Regions from separate parts of the Mus musculus genome. Here all the other regions are linked to region 1. A link is a loop called in an ENCODE intact Hi-C map of the cell type or tissue named here. Cell type or tissue: heart. All regions are shown on one strand.

Region 1 (8,000 bases):
TAAGGAGACAACCTACTTTCTGAAGTAAGTTGTCACCGACTTCTAAGCACCTGTTGTGGCATAGACATGTCCTTTCCCAACAATGCACAATATATATGTTTATACATACTTTTAAAAATAGAAATGTTTGTCTTAAATTACTACTCAGTTTTTTTAAAAAAAGATTTCTTTATTATATGTAAGTACACTGTAGCTGTCTTCAGACACTGCAGAAGAAGGCATCAGATCTTGTTACAGATGGTTGTGAGCCACCATGTGGTTGCTGGGATTTGAACTCCGGACCTTTGTAAGAGCAGTCGGGTGCTCTTACCCACTGAGCCATCTCACCAGCCCCCTACTACTCAGTTTTAAAAATACTTAATTTTACCTGCATTGGTGCTTTGCCTGCATGTATGTCTGTATGAGGGTTGGAACCCTTTGAATTGGAGTTATAGGCAGTTAGGAGCTGCCATATGTGTGCTGGGTGGTGAACTTGCTATGTAGCCAAGGATGGCTTTGAACTCATCCCGTGCCTCTACCTCCCCAGTGCTGCAATTAGAAATATGAGCCATCATATCAAGTTGATTCTGAGGTCTCAGGAATTGATACTTCAAAACAGGGAAAGCCTTTTTTATAAGAATGTTTTATAGTGTACTCATGTAAATAAAATAAATAAAATTTTTAATAAAAGGGGAGCTGAAGAGATGGCTCAATGGTTAAGAGCACTGACTGCTCTTACAGAGGTCCTAAGTTCAATTCCCAGCAGCCACATGGTGGCTCACAACCATCCGTAATGAGATCTGATGCCCTCTTCTGGTGTCTGAGACAGCTGCAGTGTACTTATGTAAATAAAAGCAATGTTTGATGATTTGGACCCTGGCAAAAGAGGTATGAAAGGCCACGAGGCCTCGCCAGATACAGTTGTCCCTTTTCTTTCTGTAGCTTCACTGGTCCATGCTCAACTACAATTTGAGAATAGTAAGTGAAAAATTTCATAGATAACTCACAACTTTTACATTGCTTGCCACTATGTCATGTAATTTTACAATGTCTTCTTCAGTCCCACTTTGTACCAAATCCACCCCTTTGTGTAGTCTCTGCTTACTATCTGTGCTTTTTGGCTACCAAGAAAATCTATAAAGTGTTCCCTTCAAGCAAAACAATTCAAGTACAGAGAGATGTGCGTGGGAAAGCCTACAGATATTTGTGTAACACTGATTATAGTATAGCTTTCATTGTTTTGTAGTATTAGTTACAACCTCTCACTCTGCTTAATATATAAACTTTATCATTGGTATCCAGGTAAAGAAAAAACATGTTAGGAACTTGGTACTCTATGTGATTTCAAGGGTCACTAGAGGGTATTACATTGGCTGAGGTGGGAGGGTCTTGGGCCCTAGGAGCTTAGTCTGGAGAATGAGAAGGGCAAATGCACAAACAAGGCCACACGCTCTGTACAAACAGAACACAGTAATACTTACGTGTTGTTGAACTGGCACAGGACTTAATAGGCAAATACAAAAATAGTTTTCTGCAACCCGGAAATCATTGTTCAGTATGAGTCTTGATACATACAGGAGAGATTGTTACTCAAGGCAGCTCAAAGATGATGTATTGATAATACGGCTGGTTCTAAGAATACAAAGTTAAACATATAAAAGCAAAATAAATAAATACCACAGTTATAACATGGGTGTGACGTCTTGACACTATTTCAGTACTCCAAAGTGACATGATTCTTCCAGGTCCCGCTGGAGTGAGGCAGCTGGGCATGGAGTTCTTTACGCTACTGTAAGAGCTGTTTGGTTTGTTTTATTGTTTAGAGACAGTCGTGTGTCTTGAGCATTCAGTAAGAAGGTGCACTGAGTAACACAGCATGGAAGCAGGGATGTGTTTGTCTGCACGTTCAGCACAGGTAGTTTTTTCATGTTAATTCTGTTGCCACTGAGCACTGATGGACTCTGGATAGCTGCCTCTCCCCTCAAGAGTTGGAATAGAAAGCAACAAGAGTCTTTCTTAACTCTTAAGAATTTAGGACAGGAGAAGAAATCTAAGTGGCAATGGGGACATTCCTGCGAGGAACCCAACCTCCCTGCAAAAATATTATGGGTTAAGAGTGGAGGAGGACAGATCAGAGGGACACTCTGTATCTCCTTGTTCTGTCCCTAAGCTGCTGAAGGCTTTTGAGTCTTCGGGGAACATAATTTATTCTAGCTAATTAAAAAAAAAATCCTTAAAATTTACTAACAGGTGGTCAAAACCAATCATTCCAAACAGCAGACACTTCCCTGAAAAACGTGAAGTAGCCTATTGCAGACCTCCTTCCGATTCCACTCACCAATGTTAACATTTGTTACAGCTTTCTAAATATTTTCTAGCTATAGCCAAGTAGGCATATACTTTTCTTTTTCTTTGTCATAATAAACTGGAGCTAAAAAAAAAATACGATCAAAAAGCATGTTTTGCAATTAATGGACCTGGGCTCAAATCTTGCCCACCTTGCTTACTGTGTAACTCTACAAAAATTACTTCTTTAGGTTTCAATGTTTTATGAGGTATAAAAATAGCAATTACTTCGTAAGGTTTGAGGATTAAAATTTGGAGTGTGTGTGAATCACTTAATGCAGTGCCAAGTCGTTACAGTTCAATAAACACTTATTGTCTATGGCAAGTGACCTTTCATAAGAGTTAAAATAAGGAAACGTGTTCCTGTCATATTTTGATAACTTCCGTTAAGCAAACAAATGTTGCTCATTTCTTTCAACTAATTATATCTAAATGGAAAAGAAGTTGCTTTTCCAGTTAAAAACCAAACAACATTTAAACGTGAAAACTCCTCCACGTCTCCTTAATCCCAATACTCCATTGAGGATTTGATAATGGATTCCCCAATTAAAAAACAAAACAAAACTTTTGTTGTCTCACTGCGTGCGGAGAACACTCCCCTCGGTCTTTCTAAATACTGAGCAGCCTTTGCTTTGTCAGGCAATCCCGGGGTGGTACCCCGGTAAGTTCGCCTCCCGCGGTCACGCCCCTCTATCCCCTCCAGAGACCTCAGGGACAGCAATTGGGGAGGCGTATCCACGAAAAAACCGAGGGGACATGGTGGCCAAGGAGTGCGCCCCGGAACAGCGTCTGGGTGCAGAGGTGCGCCCGAGGGGTGCAGGCTGCCGGCTACCGGGCCCTGCCTGAGCGCGCGCGGGAGGCACCTCTGGGACTAGGTTTTCCGCGACCTTCTCGCCGCAGCGTCCCTGCCGTCGGAGGCGCGGCAGTCCCTTGGCCTCCACCCCCAGGCCCGGGCCAGTCCCCCTTTTTAGCTTTCTTTTGGGCATTGCCCTTTGCCCTCGCATGGAGTCCTCTGTTGACTCTCCCTTCACTTCCAGTCACCCATAGGTCACGGTCCCTAGACCACAGCCACCCATCTTGTCCAACTCCCCGAGCTCTGAAGTCTCGCCAGCCAGGGAGATGCTGAGGACCCCGCGGGTGGGGTAGCCCCGGTGTTCCCGGGCCCACGCTCGGGGGCGCGGGACGCAAGTTTCCGCCCGGTCCCCTGAGCGGTGACAGCGTTCGCTCGGAGGCGGCGGGGAGGCGGAGGGCGGGCCAGCCCCGTGCCCGAGCCCCCTCCCCTGCTCGCGAGCTCGCGCGGTCTGTGTCTCTCTCCGCAAGTGCAGAGCCGCGGAGGAGGAGGGGGAGGAGGAGGAGGGAGCTGGGGGAGGATCTCCATTGAAATAAACAACCAGGCAGCAGTTATTAACACGGGAACATGGCGGCCGCAGCCTGGGCTCCCGCGGCGGCGGCGGAGGTCAGCGCCGACGGCAGCCCGCACCTGACGGCGTGACGGCCACATTGGTAAGCGCGCCTCCCCTGGGGGCTCACGGGCGGCGGGCGGGGGGCGCCGCATTCCCACCCGGGCCGCTGCCCTTGGTGCGCGCAGCCCGGCGGAGCCGCGCGCCGGCCGGCCGGGCAGGCTGTTGTTGTGTGCGGGCACCGCTGCCCAGGCGTGCGGAGCCCGCGACGCCCATCCTCGAGGCGCGGCCGAGCCGGGGACTCGGCTCCCGGGGGGAGGGGGGAGGGCGGGAAGACGCCGAGTCCCCGGGAGAGAAAGGAGGCGCTCGGGCGCCGGGCGAGAGAGCTCGGGAGACGAGCCCTGGAGCGCGAGGCGGGTGGAGGCTGCAGCCCGCGGCGCCGGCCGAGAGGTGAGCACCAGGCTGGGAAGCGGCGGTTGTGCCGCGGGCCCCTGCTCCGGCCCCCTCGAGGCTGCGCGGCGCAGCCCGGGCAGGCGGGGGAAGCCCGGGCCGGCGGGCGCAGTCGCGGCCGGTGCTTTCTTCCCGGGAGGCGTGCGGCCACTGCTGCACGGGTGGGAGCCGGCCGAGGGGAGGCAGGACCTGGGAAGTGCCGGGGGTGTGTGAAGGTGACGCGGCCGGCAGGGGCGGCGGCGGGGGCTCGGGCGTCTGGGGGGCCTCGGGCTTGGGTGGCTTCGGGGCGGTAGCGCTCGGGCCGCGCAGGCCGGGCCGCGGTGGGGGCGGGGAGCCGGGGTCGGGCGGCGGCGGCGGTGGCGGCGCCGCGCCGGGCTCGCCCCTGACTTAACTTTCTGGGTGCGGGCATGTGTGCCGGAGGCGCGCTGGGGCCGCGGCCGGGGGCGGGAGGCGGGCTGCGGGCCAGGAGGTTCCGGGTTGGCTCGCCAGCGCCCCCTCTTCCGTACCCCTTCTGCGGCCCCTGCAGGGACAGGCCCTCGGGGGCCCCCCGCGGGAAGCGGGAGGGGTCCTGGCGGCCCTCGCGCCCCGGTCACGCCCTGGGCCGGGGACCCTCCTCTCCGGGCCCCTGGAGGCTCCCGGGGAGGCGTCCAGGGTCGGCGCCGCGGGCTGGAGTGCCCGCACCCCGCCCCTGGGGGAGTCCTGGAGGCGCCGCGGCCGCGCTCGGGGGTGGCTCGGTCCCTGCTTCCATGGTCCCTCCCTTTCCCCTCCCCCAAGTGGCTTCCGGGGCCTGCGGACTGAGGGGCGGGAATCGGGGACCCGAGCCCCTTACTCTCCGGGAGTGACGTTGGGCCTCAAGCCTAGAGGGCCTGTCACTGGCAGGGGAAACTTTCCCAAACCCGAGCCTGAGCTCGAGCACCCTCCTCCGCCACCTCGTCCTCTAATCCCACTCCCACTCCACCTCCTCCGACTCCTTCCCCTCCCACCGACCCGAATCTGGCTGTGCCTGACTGATGGGGCAGTGAGCCAATGGAAGGCAGGAACTGACCTGCCGGGTACCGGTAAGCCAATGGTGGGAGCCAGAGGCAGGAAGGAGGCGGGGTTTCTTCCGTCCAGTTAGGGCTGAGTTGCAGGCGGGGCGGGGGAGCCTTGGAGACGCCGCGAGCCCTCCACTCTGGCGCGTCCCTTGGTCACCCGCACCTGGGTTTGTGGAATAGTGTCACTCACAGAATCTGTGACCCGGGGAGACCTGCATAGGTGCGCGAAGATATTGCTTTTCTCTGGTGCTGCGAGAGGCGTTGTTTTAGACATGACAAAGTCTAAAGCCACTTCAGGATGTGGCAGTAACTGCGAGGCCCGGTTTTAAAATGGCATATGTTGATAGTGACCGCGTTCTGGATCTCAGCACCAGGTGAGATCTTTGAAGGTCTGCGTTAGTTTCACTGGGCTTCTGTCCAGCACCCGGACGATGGTGAATTGAAAGGGCACCCTGAGAGTAAAGGCGCGGGGTGGCCTCTTGTGAGGTGATTTTTAGGAGTGCTAAAGCATTCTTGTTTGGAATTGGCCTCACTGGGATCTTGTTTAATCAGACCAACACCAATTTCCCAAGTCTCCTTGAAAGTTTCGTGCTTGGTCTGGGTGTGACATTTTAACAAAGTTACTGGTTATGCTGTGCATATTTTTTTGTCTTGTTCTTGGGTAAACAAAATGAAGTTTTGAACCAAAGCGCCACTAAGATACCAAGCGTGGGTACTTAGCAAAAGCAGCTAAAGAATATTTGTTGGCAGAAAACAAAAGGAATAAAGTATAGCAGTATAGCTTTCCATATTACTCCCTTACAAAAGATTCGTAAAACATTTTATCTATTTATTTATTTATTTATTTATTTATTTTTAGTTTCCTTAAACACGGATGAATTGTACAGTATGTGGCTACTTCTCTGATGTGTAAGAGGTCAAGAGCTATCTTTGGTTGTTTGGGTCCAGTGAACTGACTTTCTTGACTCCTGAGTTTTAGGAAAGGGGGGCGGGGGCGGTTCCCTTGAGGATCCCTGGTTGCTCAGCGGGAATTGCGGTCTGTTAAAAAGACCGCCGCTGCTGCTGCAGTGCTTTTTGTGTGTGTACATGCTCTGTTCTTTGTTGGTGAGGTTAGTCCAACCGGAGGGCAGCAACACATTCCTTTTCCCAATTGGAATCTTTGGGAGTTCAAAGGATGAGAAATGTTAAACTTAAAATCCATTCATTTTTGGAATCTGTCACCCATGAATTTAATTTTGGGATTTAAAAAAATATCTAATGGGCACGAACCACACTGGGTTCTCCAGCTTTTATTACTATTGGATTATTAAGAAAGGACTTGCGAGAGACTAATGTAAGGAAAGAGTAGTGTGTAATATGTGACTTTCAAATCTATAGTGTAGATTCCCAACCTGTGTAATTTTAGACGTTCTTGTAGAAGTAAATTGCTTTTTTTTTTTTTCCTTCGAGACAGGGTTTCTGTGTATAGCCCTGGCTGTCCTGGAACTCACTTTGTAGACCAGGCTGGCCTCGAACTCAGAAATCCGCCTGCCTCTGCCTCCCAAGTGCTGGGATTAAAGCTGTGTGCCACCACCACCTGGTGTAAATTACGTTTTTCTGTAGCTTTTGAAGTGTTATTTTGGTGATAAATGAGTCAAGTGAAAGATAAGCACTTATTTCAACTGACAGAAGTAGGGAGTATTGTAAATTAATGTTCAGAACCCAGCAACATTCAGAGACTCCCACTGCTGGTTAATTTGGGAGGCCACTCTGATGCAGGCCCTTTCTCTTTCCTGAATTCTTAAAAGCAACCCATTATTTCACTTCATTCTCCATAAGGATCCTTCAAAGCGTTCTTAGATTCTTGGTGGCAGAGAATAGCAAGTCGCCTAATGCCTGGTGAGGGGAAAAACCTCGCAAGCATATGGAGGCATCTAGAAAAAGATGTGCATTGTCAGCGGCGGCGATTCCATTGTGTGCTCTCTTGCTGGAGCTGAACCTTCTTCCTCCTGGGAATTTCCCTCTTAAAAGAGAGGATTTCTTTGACTTTAGATGTCAGGGTGCTGAGGCCCAGGTTTCAGGACAGCTCAACAATCATTCATGTGAGTTTAATGCTTTTGAGGACTTAATATTTTTAAAAATATTTTTAACCCCTCATCGATTAAATATAATTTAGATGACTTTCAGCATGAGAGACATCTTACTGAAAATACATATAAAAGATGGAGGGTCCTAGGATTGCATAAAGGGTTAATGGTTCTCCCCTTACCTCTCAATAGATGCGTCTTATTAAAGCTTTCCAGTCTCCATGGAATCCATGATCTCTGATTACGTTTCTATTTTACATGTAGAAGTTAAGGACTCAGTGCCTTAGCTGTTTCAGGCCACAGTAGGTTGCTATTTGACCCATACTTTGACAGCTTAGATCTCTAGGAAAAATTGTTTTTGTCGTATTGAATACAAAGGCAGTCCGTATATTGTTAGAAAGAAAAAGCATGAAGAGTGGCCCTTTAAAGCATTTTTAATAGAAGACTAATTTTCTGGTATGCATGGGTGTCTTTGATATCTTGGTCATTGTTGTGTTGTGGTTGAAATTATATTTAAAAGTTTAACTATTTTTAGTTGTTAATATGATAAAACCAATGTTTAAGCCCTATTAGCTTTTTAATTTGTTTATTTTTTAAGATTTATTTATTATATGTAAGTACACTATAGCTGTCTTCAGACACCCCAGAAGAGGACATCAGATCTCATTATGGATGGCTGTGAGCCACCAAGTAGTTTCTGAGAATTGAACTCAGGACCTCTGGAA
Region 2 (8,000 bases), 220 kb after region 1:
GAGAGCCTCTTGTCCACGCTTGCTGAAAGGGCAGATTAGGAAAACAAGTTAGAGAAGCCACAGGGTCACTGCTTCCTGGGGGCCTTGGTCCTCGATGCTGGGATGGGAGACCATGTGAGCAGGCCTCAGTCCGGCCATGCCTATTCACTGAGACAGGCAGCCGCTACTTAGAAAGGACTGTTTCACACACAGGTAGCAGAAGCATCTTAAGTGTGACTGCAGCTCACCAAACACTACAACCCTTATGTGGGTGTCGCCCGTAACAATTTTAGGATGCCAACCACCCTAGTGAGCCTAGTTCTCTCTCTGCTCCCTCGTTAGTTTATTTGAAGAAGTAACAGACTTTGTCTTTCTTTGATTTGAGAAAGCCCTGAGGCTGTGATAATAACCCCATGGCCCCTCAGCATCTGAAACAACCTCCTCCTGGTCCTCCTTCCTGTCCAGTGCCAGTCTCCCTGTCACAAGCATCTTCCAAGGCCAGGCTGCCTGGCCCTGCAGCATGTCACTGTGAGGATAGTGATAGTCATCGAAGACTCTGGAACCTTAAAAACAGTCATAATTCCCAGAGTTTAGCAGACACAGGTGGGAGTTCAGACTTGTTGATTCATATTGAAAACAGCAGAATGGAAAGAAATGACTGGAGGTTGCACAGTACACCCTGACTTAAAACCAGAAAGGAAATGGGGTACCTATTTCCTGCATGACTGGTCGGCTTCGCCTTTAGCTTCAGCTAGAGTTCAGCTTTTCTGCGATTATCCTTGAGTTTATGCAGGTGACATTCTTAAATGTCCTTGGAGTTCCTCAGTGACTGGAATACTTTGAGGGACTTTGGAAGCGGGGGTTATGTTTTAAGAGATTAGATTTTTAAGAAATTTAAGAGATCCCAGCCCAACCTAGGCTCAAATTTATGGCAGTTGACCTGTCTTGGCATCTAAAATATTGAAATACTTTTTAAAAATTAAAACCAGTATTACATCATTTTGAATGCTCTCCTCAGGTCAGTCACCGTGTCGTTTAAGCTGAACTACAGACGGCATTCTTAGGGGCAGCGGTGGAAATGTGGTGTGCATGTATACTGTAGATTAGCCAGAGTTGCATACACAGTATAGAAATAAAGTTCTTGTCTCACAAACATCCCCAGAGCCCAGGAAAACCACCAGGCTCAGTGGTACACACGTTACCCCAGCAATGGTGAGTTTGTGACGGTGGAAACAGGAGGATTCCCACAGCACCAGCCAGTCTAGCGTAATCAGTGAGTTCTAAACAGAAGTGAGACCTGTCTCAAACAGAGCAAAAACTAAATAGATCAATATGGAAATAACCTAAGTAGATTTTCTATTAAATATGGGCAGATGTAAAGTTCTGAAATATTTCAACAAGGAGTGGTCTCCCTGCTGGTGGTACTCCATACACACTTTTTTTTTTAATTATCAAGAGGAGAGGGCAGTATACTGACGCTGTCCTGCTGACCACAGACCACAGGCAGCGTTATCATCCTAGGGCGTCTGGAAGGAAGGACTAAGGCTGCCAGAGCAGTAACCTGATGGCGGCTTGAGATGTGACTTCTGCTGCGGCTTGCCCTCTAAAGACCTTCAGATGTCTAGTCGTGGCTTCTAGAAGGACAAGGGTATATTAGATCTTCATATTGACACTAGAGCATCGCCCTGAGAGAGCGCTAGATTCCCTATGCATGGAAACAGGACAGTCAGCCAGAAGTTTCCATGTTCAGCTCAGTAGCAGAAATGACAAGACCCCTTGTCTCAGAAACTGAGTGAAAGGGCCGCATCCCCAGAAACCCTCCAGGCTTCACACACTCGTGTGCGCTTGCTTGGGCTGGCTCCCTCTCTCCTTCCTTTCTTTCTCTCTCTCTCTCTCTCTCTGTGTATGTGTGTATCACTCACATGTGCACACACTTTTTTAAAAACTAAATAGCTAATGCAAGATGCAACTGGAATTTATGCAGCTCTCTCTGTAAAACACATATCAGCTGGGCATGGTATCACATGCCTTCAATCCAGTACTCATTGAGACAGGCAGATCTTTGTGAGTTTGAAGCTAACTCAGTCTACATAGTGGGTTCCAGGACAGCGGGACTACATAATGAGACCATGTCTTGGGGTTTAAAAAAATGCATCTTTCAGACAATTAAATTAACCAAATATATACAAACTAGTCTTGCAGATACTCTGTCAGATGCTGGTCAGGGCACAGGGAGGACCTGCTACATGCCCTTACACCACCTTCCATTCCTTTCCCTCTGTAGGTCTTTGGTAGGAGAAAAGCTGTTGAAAAATCAAATGACAAACACATTGAATATGTCTAGCATGTAGTAGTGAATTATAGCAAAGTGTACGCATGTAAGAAGTTCCACTAACCATAGAGAACAGCGTAGTAAACAGTACACAGTGTAAGGCAGGCATTGTGACACTGACCTCGAATCCCAGCACTTGGGAGGTGGAGGCCAGAGACTCATGGTTGAAACCCATCCTGGGCTGCATAGCAAGTCAGAAACCAACTTGGGCTATGTAAGACCGTATATCAAACTCTTTTCACCAAAACATAATAGGCAGTAAGTTTATCACCCCACTGGTGAGCTTAAGTCCCACATCACAGTACGCACCACAGCCTACCCGCCCGGTCTTTGCTAGAAAGTCTCCCTCGAGTGGGCCTCATGTCCCCAAGTCTGTGGGTGTCTAGAGTGGAGACTGTAGGCTGCTTCCCCAGCATTGCTTATGGTGACTAAGGTGACCATAGGTTAAAATAACTGACATGGGGCTGTGTCTCTGTCAAAAGAGGAAACATTTGCAGCTGCCTGCTCACTAAAGGCCCTGCCAGGTTCTCACTGGAAGGAAGGAGGAAGCTCTGCAGGGAGGCAGCCCAACCCTTGCTTCTTCCCTCGAGGAGTTGCAAAGAGGCATTGGGTAGAAGGAAAAGTAGAGGCAAACTAAAAAAAAATACATTGGTAAACTTGGTACAGTATTTCTAAATCATCACTTACAGGAGGGGGGGAGCGCAGCCTCGTGTTCAGTACAGTAGTAGTAGTAGTAGCTTTACTGTGTGCTTATTTGGGGCTTCTTTTCAGAGCCAAGCTGTGGATGCAGAGCAGTTCTCAAGTCAGGAGTCCAGCATAATGCTGGAGCAGAAGCCCCCCGTTTTCCCACAGCAGTACGCATCTCAGGCACAAATGGCCCAGGGTGGCTATAATCCCATGCAAGATCCAAACTTTCACACCATGGGACAGCGGCCAAATTACACCACACTCCGTATGCAGCCACGGCCAGGCCTCAGGCCCACAGGCATTGTGCAGAACCAGCCAAACCAACTGAGACTTCAGCTTCAGCACCGCCTCCAAGCACAGCAGGTTAGTTTCTCATGGGACTCAGGCGGGGGCCCTGGCTGGCTGAGGAATGAAGAAGAGTTAAGTTTTTGGAGAGGGCTGTTAATTGGAAAAGATGATTTGAAATACACATGTCCTGTTGTTTAAATGTATTGAGCTAGGAATAGCTACCTTACTCTTTAGTCTCAGTACTCAGGAGGCAGAGTCCTGGTCTACAGAGTGAAACACAGGACAGACAGGGCTATATAGAGAAACCGTGTCTCAAAAAAATATGGATGGATTCTAGGTCAGCCTGGGTTACATAGTAAGACCCCGTCTTAAAGTCCCCCTCCCGACGAGTGCTAATGCCCGTGTTTGTGTGTAGAATCGCCAGCCGCTTATGAATCAGATCAGCAGTGTTTCCAATGTGAACCTGACTCTGAGGCCTGGAGTGCCCACTCAGGTGAGAAGCCTCTCATTTTTCCTCCCAGATAGGCTGAGTGACCTGGGTTTTCCTAGTTCCTCTGACTCCCTGTGTTAGTTCTGAATGCCATCCCTGTTGCCAGGGTCAGCTGATTCCTATAATACACAAGAGTTGTATTACAAAAATGTATCAACCAATTCTGGATTCAAGTACTGCCCACTGTTCCCATGAGAACACGGGTTTAGCCTTCAAGACTGGCCACAACATTGCTCTCGGCAATAGCCTTGTTTCTATGGAGTTTCTGTGTGAAGACACTTTACGTGTATGTAATTTACTTATTAAACTCAATGGACAGGCTATCTCAGACTCAAACAAGCCTTGCCTAACACTCGTACTTTTCTTCGTAAGCACACCTATGTCTTCCACTTGAGAACACTGGACAGTCCTGCACCAGCACAGAGCCTGTTAGGTTCTGTCGGCCACATCAGAAGGCCACACATCCATCTAGCCCTCCCCTTGGCAGGAAGCAGGCGAGTGCTAAGCATAGGAAATCCGTGCTGCTGTCCTTACAGTCATAAATGGCTTGACAGTGCTGCGCACACTCATGTTTGCATTGCAGATAAACTTTAGAGTAGGCAGCCTTGTGAGTGGCGAGGGGATGCCATTCCAGCACCAGCGTACAGCACACGCCCAGGGCCCCTCCTCACATCATGTCACTCATCCTGGCCTCTCAGCAGACATCTAAAGACCATTCTGAGATCAGGTGCATCTGACATGATGTAGCCATAGACCAGGGGGACACAGGGGACACAGGGGACACAGGGACACAGGGGACACCTGTGCAGCCAGCCAGAGCAGCCTGGAGATCAGTAAAGTAACAGAAATTACTGTCAGATCACCCCCACCTCCATCTCTCCGAAGTCACCAAGTCACCTTTGGCAGTGGCTTGGTTTCTTGTTAAGTTGGAATGTTCCTTCAAAGAGACTCTAAATGCTGTCCTCAACTTACATAAAGTCTTCTGCCAGGCCAGGGTAGCTGCGCTGTAACCCCAGTGCTGTAGTAGCTCCCAGCACTTGGGATACTAAAGCAGAAAAGAGGTGACAGTCAAGCTAGAGGACCCAGAAAGCAGCACGTGGGCACCTGTAACTCCATTTCCTGGTGATTAGCCGCCCTCTTCTGGCCTCCATGAGCACTGCACACATAAAAATAAATTTTAAAAATAAACATAAAGTCTTCCTGTAGAAAGGCCTGTGCTCTTTTGACATCTTTTGATTGACTGTACCCTCGAGAAATGAGTTGGTCACTATCAGAGGGTTACAGAATCGTCATCACACAGGCTGAACTTAGAGCACTCGCATGCGTGCTCACTAGGTGCTCTGCTCCGAGGACCCCCCTTCATGGAACTTTGTTTTTCAAATGATTTTACATACAGTATGCCATTGGTATCCTGTCTAACCTATCTATCCTTGATTTCCCTTCATGATTGCCCACAATTTCAGGCTCCTATTAATGCACAGATGCTGGCCCAGAGGCAGAGGGAAATCCTCAACCAACATCTTCGGCAGAGACAGATGCAGCAGCAGGTGCAGCAGCGGACTTTGATGATGAGAGGACAGGGCTTGAATGTGACCCCAAGCATGGTGGCTCCCGCTGGCCTACCAGCAGCCATGAGCAATCCCCGGATCCCCCAGGCCAATGCCCAGCAGTTCCCATTTCCTCCGAACTACGGTACTGACTTAGATCCCTCCCACCGTTGCTGTCCCGTCTTGGCCTATCTGTTCTTTCTCCTTTCTCCCGAGGCACCTCAGTCCTGGTCACGGCTTCCTTCTCACGGCTATGTGCCTGGTTAGCCAGGAAACGATAGGAGGCCTGGAGCAGATTAGGGCCTGGCAAGTCTCCCAGTCCCGCACAGTGCCTACCTGTTAGCTCGGGTCCTCCTTTTCTTTGGGTGCAGGTCTTTAAGAATGACCAAAGTTAAGTGTCATGTGTCTCTGGTGAGCATGCATGGATGTTATCTGCTCAGGTCAGGGTCTATGAATGTAATACACATTGCTACTTATCCTTGATTGTTTCTGAGTCTGACACAAAGAAATCAGTAGCTAAATATGAAATGTCAGAAGACATAAGCCAATTTAAATATTACAAATAGTCTACAGCTTTTAAAAAATAAAGGCTTTGTTTGTTACTGACAACACTTATCAAAACAAAAAATAAAAACTTTCAAGATTGTACCAAGTCTTCACTGGATTGGTCGTTCCTGAAGTGTTACTCGGAGCCACGTGGGAGGCCTCTGGCTTTACTTAATCCTGATTTGTTCTCGGATGTCATTCTAACAGACGAGACACCAAGGGTGATGTCATGGAGATTGACATCCGGTTGTTATCTTCCGCTAACAGTGGGAGTCTCGGTGCTTCCATAGTGCGTCCATGCTTGCATGTTCCAGATGGCTCTGCTTTGCCCTGTCTGAGGGATCTGTAAGGAACCATGAACATGGAAGCCTTTGTGTTGCCTAAATACAAACGTCGTGTCTCCTTAAAGAGCAGAGATAGTGCATTGTGTTCTTCTCCTCTTCAGACTCTTCTCTTGTAGCTACTTTTAAATATTAAGTGTTGCGCAGGATTAAGCGAATGGGTCCTTACTCTGTCCCTGAAATGCCCCCTCGCTGTCTTCCTTTTGGTGCCTTTGCTCGCTTTCCGTTGCTAGCTCAGGGAAGTCTGCTGAGATTCCTTTTCTTTTGCTGTGAATTCTTTTACCCTAAACTATACAAGAAATGGATAATCCTGACAGCACTCAAGTGCCACAAGCCCTTTTCCAAAAACAAAATAAGCCAATGTGGGCGTGCAGTTGTGTATTTTCTGAAATACATCTCCTGAACATGAGATGATGTAAGTTAATTTAGTGTAAGTTATTCATATGTTGACTGTTGGTATATAGATGAATTTAATGAGCTCAGACTAAATTTAAAAGGAACGATACTATTACACTGACTGACCGGCTCAGATAAAATCAAGTCTCTACATAGTAGACTCGTCCTTGGTTTAGAGAGGGCTTCAGGAACAAATGTCATTTCTCTGACTCTAGCCCTGATGCTAGTGTGCATCCTCGGAGCCCTGTGACTCTTGGAGAGCTTTCAAGTATAGAGAGGGTTTTCTCCATGTACTTCTGTCTCAGCTTCTTTCAAATATCTAATAATTTGCACATAATCAGATAATTGAAAGTAATTTTTCTGTGTATACTTAATTTGGAACATTCTCTCTATGATATAGATAACAATCTCCTTTGGGCTTCTGTTTTGTTTTTGTTTTTAAGGAATAAGTCAACAACCTGATCCTGGCTTTACTGGGGCTACAACTCCCCAGAGTCCTCTAATGTCTCCCCGGATGGCACATACTCAGAGTCCCATGATGCAGCAGTCTCAAGCCAACCCAGCCTACCAGCCCACCTCAGACATGAATGGATGGGCACAGGGGAGCATGGGTGGAAACAGGTAACATCACATTACTGCGTCTGATATAAATGATCACCCCTAGCCAGGCGGTGGTGGCGTTTAGCAAGCAATAGCAAATGAACTGCTAAAAAGCTAGCTTATTCTTAGCAAAAGTCAACAATTTCACAGAAGCCTAGCACAGCACCTCTTGTTTTAGAGCAAAAACATTACCTCTAAGCAGTTGCCACTCCTAACTGTAGAATTCCTGTGGATGGCGGTGGCACAGAGCCAGGCTTCATCAGTGCACATGCTAAGAAGCAAACAGCAAGCCCCCAGCAGCTGGGAAAGCAGGAGTGTGTGTGCTTCCCAGCAATGTGTGCAAGGGAAGAAGCAAGCCTGATGCCTGGGCCAGCACCCATTTAGATAGAGACTGCCTCAGCTTACCATCAGACTAACTCTGTCTCCCACGCTACAGCATGTTCTCACAGCAGTCCCCACCACACTTTGGGCAACAAGCAAACACCAGCATGTATAGTAACAACATGAACATCAGTGTGTCGATGGCAACCAACACGGGTGGCTTGAGCAGCATGAACCAGATGACAGGCCAGATGAGCATGACCTCAGTGACCTCCGTGCCTACGTCAGGACTGCCCTCCATGGGTCCCGAGCAGGTAAGAGCCTCAGAGAAGCAGCTCAGAACGTTCTCCTTGGCTTTGTGTCTGTTTATGCCACAAATCCCATATCTATTTTGAAAAGTGTTTTTTCACCTTATTTTCACCTGTGCCAGTGAGATTTAACAAAAAATACTTGTTAATGACGAAGGAACTATT
Region 3 (8,000 bases), 100 kb after region 1:
CCAAGCATTTCGAATATGGGCTGGGAAGGTGCTATACTGTTCTGTGCCTGGTATAAAGGTTTCTTGGTCTTAGTAACAAGTTTGTGCACATTTTGTGTGCATGAGCCCTGTGCTCAGATTCTTACGTGCATATTTACTTTCAGTTTTCATGTGTATATCTGTCTTATATCTGTGTATCTGTGTATCATGTGTGTTCCTGGGTCATGGCAGTCACAACAGGGTGTCGGATTCCCTGGAAATGGAGTTTCAGATGGTTTTGGGTGAGCACTCCATGGAACTGGTGAATTGAACCCAGGTCCTCTAGAAGAGCAGCAGCTCCTAACAGCTGAGCCATTTCTCCAGCTACCCCTTTGTCCTCTGAAAGAAAGGAAGAAAGCATACAGCTTTGTACTCAGGCATGTTAGGAGGTTAACTCCTAAGCTGCAAGGCCTTCCACTGTCATATATTAGTAGCATATATTCAGAATCAGGACTGTAAGACTCCAAGTCACAGAGAGTGAAATTATCTTTAGAATGTTAAACTTAGCAAGATAGGGGATTATGGTAATTTTTAATTTATTTTAGGATAGCTTCAAATGATAATTTAATAATTTAATGTGGTTTTGTTTTGTTTTGTTTCTGTAACTGTGTGCTGATAGGTTACAGGTTCTGTTGTGTTGTGGCAATCTCAGTTGAAAACTCAGCTCTGCAGCATGTGCTACAGAGACACTGGCAGTAGGTGGCCACACTGTGAAAGGCAGGCCATGAGGAGAGAGATTTTACTTGGTGGCCTCCGGTGTTAATGTTGCTTGGCAGCTGTCATCTATTAGTACTGTGAGGATTTCCCACGTCAGTGTCACTGCTTGTGACACTAGTGTTCTGGATCTGGGATCTGCCAGAGTATCTCTGTGTAGCCTTGGCTATCCTGGAACTGAGTTTGTAGACCACGTTGGCCTCAAACTGAACTCTGAGACCCATCTGCCTCTGCCTTCTGAGTTCTCAGTGCTGAGATCAAAGGTATGCTCCACAGTGCTAGGCTGTACCCGGGGTTTCTAAGTTACTTTTCCCAAGTTTTAAGGGCTGACGCAAGATGACACAAGAAAGCATCTTTCTTGGAAGTTTCCAGGGCCAGGATACCTGCACATAGGCCACCTGCTTTCATCATGGGTGGCTGCCTTTCCACAAGATCATGCTGCCTTCCCTGCCTTTGGACAATGAGAAGCCACTCTGTGCAGATGTGGATGCAGATGCGGATGTGGGTGCGGATGAGGAAGCATTGTTTAGGGTTGGGTAGCTGTCTGTGCAGAACCACTAGCTGGAAGGACATTCCTACCGCGCGGCCTGCAGTGTGGATGCTGCACGCATGTCTGATTTCCTAATTGGTGTTCATCTTACTGTTCGTCCCACTCATGTGCACCAGTCACCAGGGCACAGAGTTTTCCAACATCACTGTTTTTCTGGAAAAGTCATTTAGCTCAGACAGATGCCCAATTTGTAACAACCCACAAGCAATTTATTTTGTAAAACTGATTCTGCCCCATTTTCTTCACCTATAAGGGATGTTTTTGAGTTTGAGCGATTGTTCATACAACTTGGGAAGAATTCTATACACCAAACATGACCCTTTAAGAAATCTGATTACATTTTTAAAAAAGTAATCCTTATTCCCCTACAGTTTGTAGGAGATCTTTATTTTAATGTCTGAGCTGAAGGCAGGCTGTGCGTTTTCATGGCTTTCCAGAGGCTCATGGTCGCAGCCTTCCCAGTTAGAAATGCTGATGCCACATTTATTATTTTCCCCATTACAGGTGAAATCATTAGAGTCTCACATCCCCAGGCCTATAGTGCCGCTCTCACAATGTCTGTCTGTCATTATGTATGCTCACTGAAGGAAGCAGGTGTCTAAACCTGTTATATTATAGACGTATGGCTTCTGTGCTGGGGCATGTGGAGATGGTGCTGAAAGACAGGCATGCTCACCCACTGTGGTGCTAGCTATGGGTTAATAAGTACATAGATGGCTGCCAGCATTATAAATTCAAGTCAAACACACTGCTATGGGCTATACGATCTAGCAGTGCAGTGGAGGTTTTTGTCCATGTTGTAGAGCGAGTAGCCAAGGCTAAAGTTTATGTTTTGTGTCCTTGCCAGCAATAATTTTCAATTCAGGTTTACTAATTCCCTCATCAGTTCAGACAGTTCCATGACATGGGAAGGAAGCATCCTTGAAGGTAGTACCTAGTAGGAAGGAGAAGGCCATGTGTCAATGCCCAGTTGTGTCCATTTGTCCATTTGCTTTTATTCCAAGTCTTGTTATGTAGCATAAGGTATTATTAAACTCTGGACTATCTTCCTGTCTCAGGTTCTTAAATGCTAGGATTATGGTGTTATGGGGATGGACCACCATGCTCAACAGAATGGTGTTTGTATATATCCTACATGTATGTTAGCCTGGACAGGTTAGTAGGATCAAGGGTCATCTTCTCACTAAGGTATTTTAATGTAGTCCTGATAAGTAGGGGTCTGCTAAAGGGCTGCAGAATTGTGAAGCTCTACAACACATTCAGACTGAATACCCTACAGAGTTGCCAGAGGAGGATGTAGTTGGAGGATAAGGCAAGAGTAGCCTTCTGAAGTGTGCCAGGTGGTAGTGGGGACTAAGAGGACAAGGTGGGGGCAGGGCAGGATGTAAGTGTGTGCATGGGTTGATGGGAGTTTAATTGGGGTGCTCAGACTGCATGTAATCATTCCATGTTCTATGAAACATCTGATTTTGTTTACCTTGACTGTTCAGTTTCTATGTTCTAGATTATCCCACTTTCCACAGCTAATTAGTAATTTTTCTATCTTGACAAAGATAACTTGGTGATTTTTCATAGTAGCATCATTCATAATAGCTCCAAAGTGAGGAGAATTCAGATGTCCATTGGCTGAAGAACAGAGGAATAAAATGAGCTACAAACATCAATGGAATGTTATTCAAGAATGAAAATAATGACGTAATGAAGCATGCTGTAAGGTGGATAAGTCCCAGAAGCATTACATGTGCAGGATGCTATTTGGGAAAGCATGTTTGGTGATCATTCCATTTATTACAGAATGCCTAGGAAGGGTAAATCTGTGTTAGAGAAAGTAGAGTAATGGCTGCCCAGGGCTGGGACGGGGCAGGGAGGGATGGAGCTGATGCCTGATTGGTGCTGATGGCATGGGGTTTCTTCTGGCGTGTGTGTTATAGTTCAGTAAATTTCTTTGTACTAACAATAAGAACATGGAATCAAAGTCACCTACAATTTTTTTTAGAAAACAAACAAACTTGTATGGTAGAATCCCACATATGGAATATGTCAGAGGGTCAAGTGAGGAAATAAGGAAAAGCAATGTCAGCAAAAAAAAGGTAAATTGTAATACAGTCATTAAAAGAAAATTAACAAAGCCACAGAAAAGATTATCACTTACAGATACAACCTAAAAATAGCCTTTGTGGACAGTCTTGGTATAAATCCACTATCTTATTCAGTTTTCTAGCCTGAAGCACTAAAAGAACGCCATTTGAGGCCAAGAGACCAAGGATTTTAGAACAAATATTTTATTATATTTTTCAACATTTAAGCAAAATTCAAGATTAGTTTCATTTAACTGAACAATTTAGAAAATTGCCTATCTTTAAAGAAAAAACAATGAAGTTTTTTAATTGATTTTTGTTAAGGTTAGATACAAAAGAGAAAGAGCTTATTTGTTAATGGAAACAATAAGAGAAGGAAGCTGTGCTCACATAACAAGGTGTCGGAAGCAGCTCAGCCAGGAGTCCTTCAGCCCTTACAGACTCTTTCTGCAGGCACGCATTGCAAAGCATTTGCTTGCCCTGCTTCTCATGTGTTGTTACACCATTTCTGATCCAGACTCCTATGCTTTGGACAAGACAACAGAAGAAATGAGGAGTGCGTTCACCCCTCAGTGACACTGGGGTAAAAGAGGCCAAGCAGGCAGTGCAGGTCCCCTCCCGCCCCTACACACACACACACACACACACACACACACACACACACACACACACACACACATACACACACACACACACACACACACACACACACACACACACACACACACATACACACACACACACACACACACACACACACACACACACACACACACACACAGCAGACGACTCAAGAGAGGAAAGGCTTGCTTTGCTCCCAGTTTCAGAAGTTCCAGCCTGTGGGAGTCATCCAGAACTCAGCAGAGCAGAAGTGTGTGGCAGAGGCTTCCATGTCACCAAGTCCAAGGAAGCAAGGACCAAGTTATGTAGCCTTCAGAGGTCCAACCCTCCTGCTCGGCTTCCTCCAGCCACAGGCTTCCAAAATAATTCTACCAGCTGGGAAATAACTTTTCAAAACTATATGAGTCTGTGAGGTGGGGGAGGGTCTTTCATAATCAAGCCACCATGTTCTGGCCCTGGTTGCCAAGACCTGACCATGTCATAATGAAAACTGCATTTAGTCCTCCTTTAAGAAACAGCCTGGGCAGTTTCCAGCTCTGTTCAGAAGTACAAAGTTTAAAGTCTGCTGACACTTGACATTTGTTGGCCTGTTAAAGTCGCTATTCTTCTAATATATAGTGGTAACATTACCATTCTATTCAAATATGGAAAAACAGGAAGATAGCAAAGAAACTTTGGGCCAAACCAAAACCATCAAGATGCACATGACATTCTATAATTCTGAGCTATCGTGTGGGCTTGGGCCCCTACCTTGTAGCCGTCTGCAGCACACAGTGCCCAAGATGGCTTTCCTTGTTGCCTGAAGCTTTCCTTGGCAAACACCCATGTTCTGGCATCTTAAGTTCCAGGTATCTCCCAGGTTTCTCTGGGGATGTGATCTTGATGTCCATTGCGTAGCCTCTTTAAAATCTTTGTACAAGTACACTGGGTACCCAACAACGCCACCTGGATGACACCAGGTTCTGCTGTCTGCTTTGGAAGTGGCCAGGCCACAGTGGACCATAGCACCTGCAGCCACTGAATGCCTGAATGACAACACTTGGAAAAAGACTTTCCTAGATGGCCGTTTTCCAATAAGGCACCCCAATCACAGTTCCTTTTCACGTAGGTCTTATAAAGTTTTACATCTTGCCCATTTAGAGGCCAGCTCTTGCTACTTCCTGAAGTACTCACACAATACCCTTTCTGTGGTCCCATGGCAGGGATCCTGGCTTCGTATGTGGTGCTAATCTGTTTAGTAATTGCAGATGCTTGCCCATACCTCCTTTGTCAGAAATTTTAAATGTGCTCACATTCTTTTCCTGGCCATTTGTATATCTATCACATCTTTATGTTCTTTTTTCCTTTCTGTTCTGACTGTAAACCTAAGTGCAGCCAACGATAACCATACCAGACCCAGAATCCTATGTATTCTTTGAAATTTCCTCCCAAGATTAATCTATTCCTTTGGAATTAGGCTGCACAAGTTTTCAGGATACGGGCAGAACAGGGACAGAGCTCCCCCTACCCACCCCACCCCCCCAATCGTGAAGTGAGTAGCCTGCTGTTTAATGTCTCATCAACGATCCTAAGATCACAGCTTGTGTAGGCATCCTGGTCCTCTGAATTCCTAGTGATCACCCATCAAACTCTACCCTCTGCATGCTATAGTTTTCTAGCCTCTACCTCCAGAGCACAGCAAATCCTTCTTACAAATGTGCTCTCAAAGCCTTGTCAGGCTTAACTGTAGCAGCCACCTAGCTCCTGGTACCAACTTTCTGTATTAGCCTTCGCATGAGTCAAACAAGACAGCTCAAGAGAGAGAAAGTTGTTTGGGCTCACAGTTTGAAAGTTTTATGTTCATTTCTGGTGGGAAAGAAAGATATGGCAGAGGTCACAGTGAAAGAAATATGGGGTGAAGAGCCTTCACATCAAGCCTGACCAGGAAGCAAACAGGGCTAGGTTCCAGCTTTCAGAGGTTTAACCCTCTGAGCAATTCATCCCTGCTAGGCTTTACCCTCTCAAGGTTCCGAACCCCTTAGAATGGACTAGCACAGCCAGTTGGGAAGAGGCACTGAACATGGGAACCTGGGAGAGAATGTTTCACATTCAAGCTGAGACATCTGCTAAGCTCTGCTCACGAGGAGCTTAAGATCATTAACAGGTATTTGCTTAGACAGTGTTTTGGCTTTAGTTTATATTTTATTGTTTGTCTCAATTTTAGGAGGGTTTCACTTACAAACAAAAGCAAAGTGTGAGTTAATAAAAATTAACAGAAATTAAACAGAAAACTACATGTAGTAGATATAGGTGATACTTCTGAGTTTAAAGAAGTTATTTTTGTAGTATATATTGTGTGTGTGATGTATATGTGGACGGGTTGGGCATGCCAAGTATGAGTGTGCTTGTCAGAGGACAGTTTGGTGAAGACATTTATAAACACCAGGTGGGACGTCTCACTTGCCTGACCTCTGCTTTATTAGAGTTCAAGAGGTACTCAATGCCTAGTGAGTGCCTGTATTTAAATGTGGAAGACACAGGTCTTTGTCCCATTGGGACTTTGTGTCCTAAACTTTGAGTTTGCTGTTCTTTAGTCTGATCCTCCGTATCCCAGCCAGTCCCTCATCTCAAAGCCTGGACGACGTATCTGAGTTTCCTTTCCTGTCTTTTTAATTGCAGTGCTGTTATGGGTCCTGCCCTAATTCCTAATTTAGGAATTTCCTAATTCCTCCCTTCGTATTCATTTAATGTAGGCATACCCCTTTCACTGCAGCAGAAGACGCAGGTACTCAATGTGAAATTCTTCATCAAAGTAACTGTGTCTCTGACAATTAGACAATTCTTCTCAGTCAACATTTTGCCCTATATTTTACATTGATGGTTCACAAAGTTATATGGGTTTTTTGGACAGACTATTTCAGCAGTATCAGTAGCCATACAACCTTTAATTTTCAAAAGTTTTGCTGCTTAAACACACAAATCATGGTTATCTACAATCTGGGGTTTTCATTGTAGAATATGTACACTGCAGTTAGCATGGCCCCATGGTGTGATCCAGTTCAGCTCTGTGTTGGAGTTCTATTTAATCAGGAAGGGAAAATTTTCTGTAAGTCTAAGAAAACCCTTGCTAATTTAGAAACACCTTTTCAAATGTTCTTTTCTTTCCTCTGCTGACCTGGTCTTGGGCTAGCCTGCTGTTTTCCTTCACCGTCATGGCTCCTGAGTAGGCGCTGACCATTTGTATTACTCAGGGACATGCAGCTATCAAAAGGACTGTGCGTGGTTCTCTTACATAATTAAGGTTCTCTTGTACAGTTATCTGTAGCCTGTGTTTAGGGGAAATTTTGGTAAATACAGCTCTGACTGGTCTTAGTCCTGTGTAAGAACTATTTCTCCCCTAATGTAGTCCCATTAGGCCACTGAATTTATGGTGGCAATTTCGTTTTACTGGTTATTTCTTCTGAATAATTGTTTGACAACTGCAAATGAAAGAAGTGAAATAGAATAAGAGGGTTTTTTTAATTGTCATGGTTACGCTTAGGCAGTCTGGGTGAAAAGGCCCTTCCTGGCCAGTGGCCCTCTATGTAATAGTGAAGAGCCTGGGACTCTGTGTAGACCAGGCTGACCTCAAGCTCACTTAAATCTTCTAGCCTGTTCCCCATGAGTGCTTACACTAAGGCTTGCCCTGCCTTATCCTAGCTTCTAAATTTTATTTAATTTTTGTTAGAGACAGGGTTTCTCTGTATAGCCCTGGCTGTCCTGGACCATAGACCAGACTGGTATTTAACTCAGAGATTTACCCAATTCTGCCTTTTAAGTGCCAGGATTAAAGGGGCATACCACCATGCCTAGAATCTCAGACATTATAATAGACAGAAGTTCTTTTTTTTTGGTAAGATTTATTTATTTATTATATGTAAGTACACTATAGCTGTCTTCAGACACACCAGAAGAGGGCATCAGATCCCATTACAGATGGTTGTGAGCCACCATGTGGTTGCTGGGAATTGAACTCAGGACTTTTCTCTTAACCGCTGAGC

What was found. Hi-C counts contacts between places; a loop is a spot of excess contacts. Peaks named below come from ENCODE experiments on the same cell type or tissue, not always from the same donor. Only the 100,000 strongest peaks of a DNase experiment are listed, where the experiment ranks them.
Region 2: it touches region 1 in a loop (5-fold over the local background); 8 of 42 quality-filtered maps call a loop at or near these places.
Region 3: it touches region 1 in a loop (2.0-fold over the local background); 2 of 42 quality-filtered maps call a loop at or near these places.

Annotation. Positions count from the first base shown.
Region 1 is chr1:13,369,766-13,377,765 of GRCm38, reverse strand. It overlaps Ncoa2 (nuclear receptor coactivator 2), which reads left to right and starts at 3,683. Exons shown (of 23, transcript NM_008678.3): 1 at 3,683-3,828. It also overlaps the pseudogene Gm51852. In heart, CTCF peaks have their summits at 784 (motif pointing left), 3,216 and 4,717; DNase peaks (open chromatin) are centred at 3,645 and 5,195; H3K4me3 peaks cover 3,843 bases; H3K27ac peaks cover 3,060 bases.
Region 2 is chr1:13,148,158-13,156,157 of GRCm38, reverse strand. Ncoa2 (nuclear receptor coactivator 2) reads left to right here. Exons shown (of 23, transcript NM_008678.3): 17 at 3,083-3,361; 18 at 3,702-3,779; 19 at 5,240-5,468; 20 at 7,050-7,227; 21 at 7,643-7,841. Among named protein-coding and RNA genes, the nearest start is that of Prdm14, 25 kb to the right of the region's middle. In heart, a CTCF peak has its summit at 4,917 (motif pointing left); no DNase peak of the experiment used is centred here.
Region 3 is chr1:13,269,103-13,277,102 of GRCm38, reverse strand. The region is part of intron 2 of Ncoa2 (nuclear receptor coactivator 2); the gene reads left to right. Among named protein-coding and RNA genes, the nearest start is that of Gm23169, 62 kb to the left of the region's middle. In heart, a CTCF peak has its summit at 707; no DNase peak of the experiment used is centred here.